Linked DNA regions of Homo sapiens: region 2 is linked to region 1. A link is an interaction called in ENCODE POLR2A ChIA-PET data of the cell type or tissue named here. Cell type or tissue: PC-9. All regions are shown on one strand. Links, peaks and the distances in the headings refer to the core of each region. The heading gives the core; the rest is flanking DNA.

Region 1 (5,378 bases), core at 295-5,294:
AACTAAAAAAAAAAAAAAGAAAGAAAAATGAAGGGGCAGTGAAGAAGGGGAAAACCCCCATCATATTGATAGGCCCTCAACTAGCTCCAGCTTCCAACTTCACAGATGCCATACCAGAGGGGCTCAGAAGAGAACAGGGCATTTTTCACTTCAAGGCAAGCTGGGTCGTGGATGAACTATATTATCTTAAATGAGTCACTCAATCTCACTCATATTCTTGAGCATGTATAAAAAGAGGGAGTCAGCCTAAATCATTGGGAAAGCCCTCTCCAGCTTTATTCTTCTTACTGAATGCGTCCTACCTTACACTTTCTATTGACCTGTCTTGCTGTCAGGTTACTTGGGCAAGTCATTTTACCACTCTTGGCTTAGTTTTCTCATTGCAGGTCAGAAGCACATACTGGGTTCCTATCACATGTCAAGTACTAGAGATACAAAGGTTAATGTGGTAGACTGCATTCTTGGTCCCAGTTTGCCCTTTGCCATGTGACTTTACACTTCTTTCCACTTAAGGGGCAGGGTACATTTTCCTGCTCCTTGAACTTGGGTTTGGCCATGCAACTTGCTTTGGCCAGTGGAATACAAGAAAAGTGAGGGAATGCTAGTTCCAAGCCTGGGCCTTTTAGGCCTGTGTGTTTTTCTGTTTTCCCTATAGCAGCTCTGCCATCATTGCAAGAAGAGCATCCCAAGCAAGGTTAGGCTGTTGGTCCAAGGAGAAAGGTCAGAGAAACATGGAGCAGAGCAGGGTCTTCCCACTGAGCCCAGGCTCCATCAGCAGCCCTTGGCCAACACCCAGCTGTTTGAGCTAAAAAGTGCTAACCATTGTATACCTCTGCGGTTGTATGCTTATTTGTTATGCAGCATGATTGTGGCAATAACTAACTGATACAGTGAGTTGTGAAGGAATGATTCATGAATGAAGAAACCAAAGGGCATTTAAACTGAGTCTCAAAAGGCATATAGAAATAAGCCAGATTTGGCAAGGAGAGATTCCAGGCATGGAGAGAACAAAGGCATGGAGATTCAAGAGAGCAAGGCAAGGCTGGGGAGTAACAAGGTGACCCCAAGAAGATCCAAGAATGCCTGTGGAGAAGACAGAACTTGAATGACCTAGTTATTTGAGAGAATTGTAATAGGCCCTTCCAGCTATACAATTCTACTTTCTATGATTCTGCTGGCTTCACTCAGTATGTCAGAACTTGACATGGAGCTTCCTACACTTTCATCATCAAAAGCCTTTAATTCTGTTTAGTTTATCAGAGCAAGATCAAAGCGAGGGGCTGCTGCTTCTCCAAGAGGTCCTACTGACAATCTTTCCAGGTTTTTGCACAGGCATTCCCTGGTCTGTCTCATTTGTCTTTTAGAGTACATCTTCCCCCAGCTTGCAGGTCTCTACCAGTGTTCTTAGCACCTTATCTTTTCCTCATTGTGGCATTTATCTCCCTGTTTTGTAATTGCCAGTTTACTTATTTTCCCCCACTAACGTTCAGCCTCTTAACCATAGGGACTAGTGTCTCATCCACTCTTGTAATGGAAGCCCCTTACACACACAGTGCCTGCACTGGAGCAAGAACTCCATACACATTTGTTGAAATGGTCTGGGTGGGCCTGAAGCTCCCACCGAGAGCAGCCTCTGATGTCGACCTGGGTTCATAGCATTATCTAGCCTGCTCCTTTTTTTTTTTTTTTTTTTGTGATGGAGTCTCGTTCTGTCACCTATGCTGGCATGCAGTGGCATGATCTCGGCTCACTGCAACCTCCACCTCGCAGATTCAAGCGATTCTCCTGCCTCAGCCTCCTGAGTAGCTGGGACTACAGGTGCACGCCACCACACCCAGCTAATTTTTGTATTTTTAGTGGAGATGGGGTTCCACCATGTTGGCCAGGATGGTCTCAATCTCTTGACCTCCTGATCCACCTGCCTCGGCCTCCCAAAGTGCTGGAATTACAGGCGTGAGCCACCGCACCCAGCCTAGCCTGCTCTTTAAATAGACCAAATATTTATTGCCCTTCTTAAATAGTTTTAAAACAATACAACTCAAAATAAAGTTTGACGGTGGTGGCTTCCCATAGGAAAGAAAACAATATTTTTCTAGAGAAATCCACAGATTATTAGTAGCATGAGCCAGGAGTTCATGTAATCTCCGCAAGGACCCTCTGAGATGTTGCTTGCCATTTTGACAGCCAAAAAACAGAGCCTCAGAAGAATCTGAGTAATCACCCAAGTCTCACTGCTAGTAAGTGGCAAAGCTGGGGTGCAACCAAGGCCCAAATCAGAAGCTTCCCATTTATTACTCTTAATGGCAAAACCATAATTACTTTTGCACCAACCTAGTATATGCCTCTGTCTTGGGGCTAATGGCCATGCTCACAGGATACCCTTGCCTGGAGAAGGAAGGCCTCAGTGAGAAAACTTCCTACTTATCTGGCCCTTAAAAACAATTTCGAGACCATCTCCCTCAATAGTTTCATTAAAGAAGGGGAGGAAAGCACATAGCAAATTGAAGAGTGGCAGGGTCTCTAAAAGTCAAATTTCTGCCATTCTTGCTTTGGGGGTTGTGAAATCCCTGGTGACCTATAGCAGATCCCTGCATTCCAGCAAGTGCGTAATGAAAACAGCCTGGTCTCTCTATGTGGGTCTACAAGAGTGCAGAGCTCTCCCCAAAGTCAAGAGTTATGTTATTTCTCAGCCACTCACAGAAAGTCAAATCAGGCTGCCTCCGGAAAAAGTGAGGGGCCACCATGGAGGACGTCCTTCCTTTGAGCCAGATTCCCATCCCGTGAAACTCCATGTGAGATGCCCTTGGGAATCATTCATTGTTTGGAATTTAAACATCTCATACTTTTCCTAGACGTGGAGAAAGTATTTTTTAGGTATGCCAAGAATTAACCAGCAAGGGCATCCATTTAATTGTATTTGAAACAGAAGCTAATGTTGTTAGCGCACCAGCCACGTTTGCCGATAGCATGAGGCAAAGAAGGACAGTCGGGGGAAATTATAAAAATATTTGAGAGGAGAACCTACTTTAAGCAGAAGTACCTGGGGACAAAAGTGCTAAAATGGTCATTGTTATACTGCATTCATCTTTTTGTTAGCAGGCAAGAAACCTCACTTTCTGTCTACATTCACTGTATTGTTGCGACACCTTTGATCTCCCAAATCAGCAAGAATCCCAAAGGGAAGCTAGCAGTGGTTTTGATTATTATCTTTAAAGTCTAAAATTCCTTAGGTGAAATTCAGTATGAAACGCATCCATGCAATGGGGAAGGTGAGTGGCTGTGTCAACATCTGGGTCTTATTAAGGAGCAGCTATTTTCACTAGGCAGTGAACTGGAGAAACCAAATTCCTTGATAAAGCTAGAAATTTCCAGGAACTGCTTGTAAAAGGCATTTCTTCTGTCTGGTTATTTTGTATAACACACAGCACTGTGAGTTCCTGCCCAGCCAAGCCTTGGGGATAAAAGGCATTATCTATTTGTCGAGTTGTCTCTAAAGCTTTAATGCTCTGGTTCACTGTTTGGTTTTGACCTTTGTAGAACACTATGCAATTTACAACACCTTTCCACATACCTCCTGCCTTTTGATCTCCATAGCAGCCCTGAGAAGGGGCAGAGGCAGATGCTGTCCTCATTTTACAGTTGGAGAAACTGAGGCCGAGAGAGATTCTGTGATTTGGGCAAAGCTGGTGAGACAGTGCTTACCTTCAGTGAGCAGGTGAATCATCTGGAGATCTAAGTAAGATGAAGATTCTGATCCAGTCAGTCTGGGGTGGAGCTCAGATCCTGTATTTCTAACAGCTCCCAAGTGAGGCTAAGGCTGTTGGTCCGTGGACCACACTTTAAGTAGCAAAAAGATGAGAGGCAGATTCAGGGCTCAAAATGGAGTCTTGAGTTTCCAAGCTATTATACTAAATCATGTTGCTTATGTAAATATTGAGGTGTAAGTTCTACAGAGCCTAACTCTCTGGGTTTAAAACCTACCACTGGCACCTGTTAGCCTTACGCAGTTGTCCTAATCTCTCTATGCATCCTTTTATCATCTGCAAAAAGGAGGTGGGGACAGGGAAATGGTAACAACATTCCACAGGATTGTTACTGAGAATTAAAGGCAATAATGCATTAAAACAGAACAGCATCTGGCACGTAGTACGAGCTTAGTAAACGTTACCTTTTTTTTATTACTTATTAACCAGGTTATAGTCAAGCCCTAATTGCAGAGTCTCTCTCAGAGCCTCAGTTTGCTAATCTGCAAAATAAGAAAAATAAAAGATAATTCCTAGGTTCCTCAGAAAACCAAGCAATCCCACTTTGGGGTGTATAATCCAAAAGAAAGGAACTTAATATGATAAAGAAATATCTACACTCCCACATTTATTTGGCTATTCACAATAGTCAAAATATGGAAGCAACCTACATGTCCATTATCAATGAATGGATTAAAAAAAAGTAATATGCTGACACAATTGAATTCTATGCAGCCTTTTAAAAGGAGGAAATTCTGTCATTTGTGAAAACACAGATGAACCTGGGGAACATCAGGCTAAGTGAAATAAACCAGACATAGAAAAATGAATACTGCATGATGTCCATCACTTACGTGTAGCATTTTAAAAAGTCAAATTCATAGAAGTATACAGAAGAATGGTGGTTACCAGGAGCTGGGGGACGAGGGCGAATGGAGAAAGGGGATATGTTGGTCAAAAGACACAGAATTTCAGTTAGACAGGAGGAATAAGCTTTCAGGATCTTTTGCACAGAATGGTGATTATAATAAATAATAATGTACTGTATATTTCAAAATTACTAAAATAGTAGATTTTAGATGTTTTCACCAAAAAAAGATATGTGAGGTGATGAAATTGTTAATTAGCTTGATTTAGTCATTTCATAATATAAACATATATCAAAACATCACATCATATCCCATAAATATATAGTACTTATAATTATTTGTCAATTAAAAATAAAATTTACAGGCTGGGCACAGTGGCTCACACCTATAATCCTTTGGGAGGCCAAGGTGGGAGGGTCACTTGAGGTCAGGAGTTTGAGACCAGCCTGGTCAACATGGCAAAACTCCATCTCTACTAAAAATAGAAAAATTAGCAGGGCATGGTGGCAGGTTCCTATAATCCCAGCTACTTGGGAGGCTGAGGCAGGAGAATCACTTGAACCCAGGAGGTGGAGGTTGCACTGAGCTGAGATCACACCACTGCACTCCAGCCTGGGCATCAGAGCAAGACTCCATCTCAAAAAAATAATAATAAAGTAAAATTTATAAAAGTCAGCTCCTAGGAGGTGTTGTGAAGAACAAAAAATATAATGAATATAAAGTTGTTTGTAATGATTCATGCCACATGCACACAAAAATTGTTGTT
Region 2 (5,378 bases), core at 101-5,100, 69 kb before region 1:
GGCCTATACATACCACAAGGATATACTGGGTGCTGTTCTTTTTCTCATTTTCACTTCATACACTTTCCCTGGTCAATTTGAGCATCTCTAGCCTTGAGAAGAGATGGGACTGAGAAAACAAAAACCAGGCGATGTGTAACTTTTTTTATTTCCAAAATAGTTTCTTGAGATTCAAAAAGGAAGGTGTTAGGGCAGAAAAGTGCAGAGTTTAAGCTATAGCCATAAAAAACTGGAAAGAGCATGGGAGGAAAGACAAGCTCATTCCTGTGTCACCTGGCCTGACAGGGGAACAACTAGACCAGAGGTATGACGTTACAGGAGATGGGAATTGGGTGAGGAGCACTGGAATGAAGAGGGCCAAAGCTGGCTTAAATAGGGAGAGTGGGGAAGCCATAGGAATCTGCTGGTCAGTGCCTGGAAGGCTTCCAACCATATAAATGCAGGTTATAGTCTACCCCATATAAATGAGCACTCCAAGTCAACTGGGTAAAGAAGCCAGCTTAGCTATATATATCTATATATCACCTGCGACTTGCTCATAGATCATACAGAAGAAAGTCATCTGCTGTGACTTGAGATTTATCTAAGCCCCATCAAACTCTTCTTGTAGCATACCCCCATTTTCTCAGTGACCTGAGACACTTATAAACCTCACAGAAACCAAGGGTAGGATGGGAGAGAAAGCCCCCGAAATGGGCCCTAATAAAGGCTGGGCAATGGGGAAATACACTCTTGTTAAAACGTAGAAAATGTTCAAGTCACCCTATCTATTATAGTCAAGATTTTGGTATCCAGAGTGAGCAATACCAAATCTGCAGTCCTCCTGGTTACATCTTGACACCACTGAGTCACACACTGCACATGCCCAAGATGCATGCATGGGTCTACTATGGACATGCAACGTGAAGGCCAGTTGGCCTGGGCTGGTAAAGGAAGCTTGGTCTTCTCAGCCTCTCTGAAATCTCCGCCTTTTACAACTATCCAGTTAACCAAGTATTTTTGGATGCCTACTGGGTGCCCAGTTGCTGAGGATACAGAGATAAGCAAACTACAGCCCCTGTCCTCAAGGGTGGAGAAGCTATAGGCAACTTCACAGAGCTCACAGTCCTCCACAAATAGCCATGTTTTGAGAGCCAACTCCAGGTCGGGCTCCATGCTAAGTGCCTGACATGGGACATATCACTTAATCCTTAAAATATTCCAGTGAGAAACTGAGCCTCAGAGTGTGTCAGTAATTTGCTCAAGGTCACGCAGCTGGAGTGATGATAAGCTTATGGAGAAGTGGTTCGACCTCTTCTTGCCAGAGGAGATATAAAGAATTAAAAAGTCATTTTCTCCTTTTCTGAACCAATAGCCAAGGAAAACATTTAATATAACTTCTGTTTTTGTTTGATTGATTTGGTTTGGTGCTTTTCTTTCTTTTCTTGTCTTTGTTTCTTTTTCTTTCTCTCAGGAGAGGGGAGGTGGCTCTCACCTGTAAGGTGAAGTGTGGTGAGGTGCAGTGTCTCACCTGTAATCCCAGGACTTTGGGAGGCTGAGGTGGGAGGACCACTGGAGGCCAGGAGTTTGAGACAAGCCTGGGCAACAGAGTGAGACCCCATCTCTTAAAAAAAAATAAATTAGCCAGGCGTGGTGGCACGTGCCTATAGTCCCAGCTACCCAGGAGGCTGAGGTGAGCGGATCGCTTGAGCCCAGGAGGTTGAGGCTGCAGTGAACCAAGAATGCACCACTGCATTCCAGCGTGGGCAACAGAGCAAGACCCTGTCCTCAAATAAAAAATAAATAATACATAATTTAAAAAAAGAAAGACAGAGGAGAGGTGACTCAAACTGAGATGTTATGTGTTTTCCTTGAGATTGGGGAAGAAACCGTGGTTTAAAAGTCTCTGATAGTGGAGACCTACGGCACCAGATAGTGGATAATGAAGCTTGGGCCTAGGGATAACACAAGGTCACAAGCTGTGGGAGCCTCTTCCCAGACCCCCTGGCCCAGGGTTGGGATAGAGGAAGATGAGGAGCCCCTTCAAAATGGTACTTTGCAGGCAATGAGCAATTATTTCTTCATAGTGGACCCAAGGCCAGGAAGGTGCCTTTAGATCTTGCTGAATTACCTAATTCCCAGGGCTTCCTTATGCCCCCAAAAAAGAAAGAAAGAACCCCTCACTGCCCCCCCTGCCCCATCAAAAAAGACATAACTAAGAATGGGTTGCCTGCCAGCCCTGGCAGGTGGAGAACGAAGCCAGATTTATTTGCTTTAGAAAAATAAAGAAAACGTGACGCTGCTCACACCCAAGTGTCTCAGAGCAAATCCGCACAGGTTCCAGCTGGTGCTGGGAATTTCATGCACCCAACCTCCCTCAAAAGAACACAGGGCTTCGTGGGCCTCTGCCCCATTAAAGAACGACTCTTTCCCCACTAAAACCATCACTTCTGGCTCGGCATTGATGAAGGCACAACGCAGCTGGCGAAAGTACAATAATTAACTCGAGCGCTCCTGAAAGACGATCACAATAATTTATATTTCTCCACCGCCCTCCATCCCCCTACGAGCTTTCCAGATTTTATGGCCATGACTCACCTCCGCTACCGCTGTGGGGCAGCTCCAAGGGAGCGGGCTCACTCACACCACACCGCAGTTTAGGCAGAATATTAAAAAAAAAAAAAAAAAAAACCAGCTAATTACAAGTGAAATGCTCCCTGTCACAAGCAGGCCAGCTGACTTCATGCCTGGGCGGCAGAACGCAGAACTGCGATAAAACTCCCAAGTTGGTCCTTATATTTTTTAAAAGTCAGATTGCTCAGCCATGATCTCACAGCCCTGCACCCCAGCCAGTGGCCCTGAGCCAGTCTTTGAAATATGACCTCAGACAAGGCTGGTGACGGAGTGGCCCTTTCTGGCAGGGTTCATCTTAAGTCAGTTTTCCTATAAGGCCTCGTCCTTCTTGGGCTGCCTGAGAAGGCCCGTGTGCCCCCTCCATACTCCCCAGCACCAAATACTTGCTTGACCCAATGGCGAGGCCACCTACAGTCTGATGGCAGTGCCACACTTTCTCCCGGCAATCCACCCTTCTCTCTACTCCTGCACATTTCTGTCTGTACTAGACACTTGGCTCTTATCCACACTCACTCCTGTAGTGTGATTCAACTCCATTCAATCAGCAAATGTCTACTTGCAGGCATGATAGCATCGTGGCTGAGAACACAGCATTTGAATTAAGAAATAATATGGCTTTGTATTCCACATCTCTCCATTACTAGCTGCATGAACGTGGGCAAGTAATTTAATCTGAGCCTCATTTTCTCATTTGTAAAGAGAAGGAAAATGACATGTACCCCACGTGGCTCTTGATGTAGGAATCAATGCATGACACAATGGTGAAGGCCACAAATTGTAGATTACACCCTACCAGCAACAATGACGGTCTTCTGGGTGGAGTGGACATTCATGCAGGAATCCTTTACATTTCAAAGCAGTGCTCTGGTTCAGTGATCCAGATGACTAATGTTTTCTGATGCTTCCAGGCTTTAGGGTCCTGAAATTCCTTTGGAAGACATTCTGGGGACTCTTTCGTATCTGTACATGACCAAAATGTTCCATGAAGATAATGTAAGAAAGAAGAGAGAGTCCTAGCATCAGCTCATACTCTCAAATTATATCATTTTCCTTTGGGAGTTAATAGAGAGGGCACTGCAATCCAGCTTCCCAGATTCTCCCAGTTCAGCCTTACTTGATGTATAAGAACTCAGGAGTCTGCCTGGTATGGAAGACTGACCAAGCACTAGATTTGCAGCCAGGAACTCTGGATTTAAGTCCCAGCTCTGCCACTTTCTAACTGTGCGATCTTCAGGAAGTCATTCACCCTCTGTGAGTCCCATTTTCTTTCTCTGTATACAAAGTCTCTCATCCATGCTCACTGTGAGGATCATATATAAAAATGGGAGAAAGAGCACGTTATGTAATACTAAGTAGGAGAAACAAACTGTCTGGTAGCACGTACTCCCCTGCAAAGAAATCACCACCTGCCTCAGTATCTCTATTTAAATCAACAATTGCTGTGCTAGGCATCGAACCAGAGGAACTAAAAGGAAGGATTTTAGCATTCTTCCCCAAGAATCTCTCAGACAGGATGAGAAATCTATCCCAGATGCCATCTGGGTTCCCCCAAGCCACTCTGCAAAAGAAATGGCATTGAACTCATCAGAAACTACACTCGTCACCTTTCATGGGAACCAAGGCATCTCCACAGTCCCTGCAGGCAGCTGACAGGTGGGCTCTTCATGTTTCTTTGGCCCACCCACTCCTAGGTCACCTGGGATGCCACCGACCCATGAGTCAATGTTTTCTCTGGTTCTACAGAAATTCTTCTTGCTTCAAGAATTTTATCTTTACTGAAGATTTGGAGAATCCCAGGAAGAAGGAACATTAAGCGGGACACATCATATTTTGCCATCTCCCTGGTTGCTCCTCCATCCCCTGCCACTCAAGTGCAACCACAGACACCCACTTGGGTTGTGTCAGGTGTCCTCATCTCAGCTCTACCGGACTCAGCATCTGCTGCTGGAGAGAACTCACATTCTCGACAAACATGGCTGACATTCTCATGTCAGGGTCTAAAAAAGTAAAGCTCCCTCAGTAATATCACAAAAAAAATCAAGAACTCCTAGAGTATCAATCTGAATGTAAGTATCATGCAAAAGGTGTAAGATCAGGGGTACAAATTGCAGAGGTGATATCGAGTTCCCAGCTGATTGTGGCATCAGGGACTACCTCTTAACTGGGTGTTGAAGAGCAGGGCAAATCCAGCATCCTCAACAGCAGGAACAGCATGAGCAAAAGCTCAGAGGCAGGGAGACACCAGATACGTTCAGGGAGCAGTGAGTGGACAAGCTGGCTGCTGCCTGGCAGATGGAAGCTACGAAGGTAGAGAGGGCCAGTAGCAGAGAGCTCAAAATGCCAGCAAAAGGGGTCCGCACTATTTTCTCCTAGAGTCCTTCTATTTTTCAGCTGGATCTCTGAGTATGCCAGATGGAGTGTGAAGAGGAGAAGCAGGAGTCAGAGATACCGATGAGGAAGTTACACCAACCACCCCAAAATGCAAAGTAAGGACCTAGAACTGGAAGCGGGGCAGGAGTAAAGGAAAGAAAATGATGGGAGTTGGAGAAAACAAAACACAGGACCTGGGAGACCTGGCTTCTGAGTAGAGGAATAGGATAAGAAAAAGGAAAAGCAAAGGCAAACCTGGGGTTTCAAGCCTAAGTAGGGAGAGAAATGCGGACATTGGGAAGGTATCAGTTTGAGGAGAGAAAAGATGAATCCTGATATGTGGCAGTAGGAAGGCTGGAGAGAACCTTTCTCCCACATCCTCTGCTGACTCCTAA

Evidence for each region. ChIA-PET counts read pairs that join two places held together with the same protein. Peaks named below come from ENCODE experiments on the same cell type or tissue, not always from the same donor. Only the 100,000 strongest peaks of a DNase experiment are listed, where the experiment ranks them.
Region 2: POLR2A ChIA-PET joins it to region 1 with 16 read pairs; 3 of 35 experiments call an interaction of 5 or more read pairs at or near these places.

Annotation. Positions count from the first base shown.
Region 1 is chr12:105,490,754-105,496,131 of GRCh38, reverse strand. It overlaps LOC105369958 (a long non-coding RNA gene), which reads right to left. Exons shown (of 6, transcript XR_007063438.1): 1 at 3,703-5,378. Among named protein-coding and RNA genes, the nearest start is that of C12orf75, 160 kb to the right of the region's middle. In PC-9, for the core only: no CTCF peak of the experiment used is centred there; a DNase peak (open chromatin) is centred at 3,241.
Region 2 is chr12:105,559,788-105,565,165 of GRCh38, reverse strand. LOC124903006 (a long non-coding RNA gene) reads right to left here. Exons shown (of 2, transcript XR_007063439.1): 1 at 3,407-5,378. Among named protein-coding and RNA genes, the nearest start is that of CASC18, 140 kb to the left of the region's middle. RefSeq lists an enhancer at 2,688-3,467. In PC-9, for the core only: no CTCF peak of the experiment used is centred there; DNase peaks (open chromatin) are centred at 2,645 and 3,115; H3K4me3 peaks cover 1,332 bases; H3K27ac peaks cover 1,588 bases.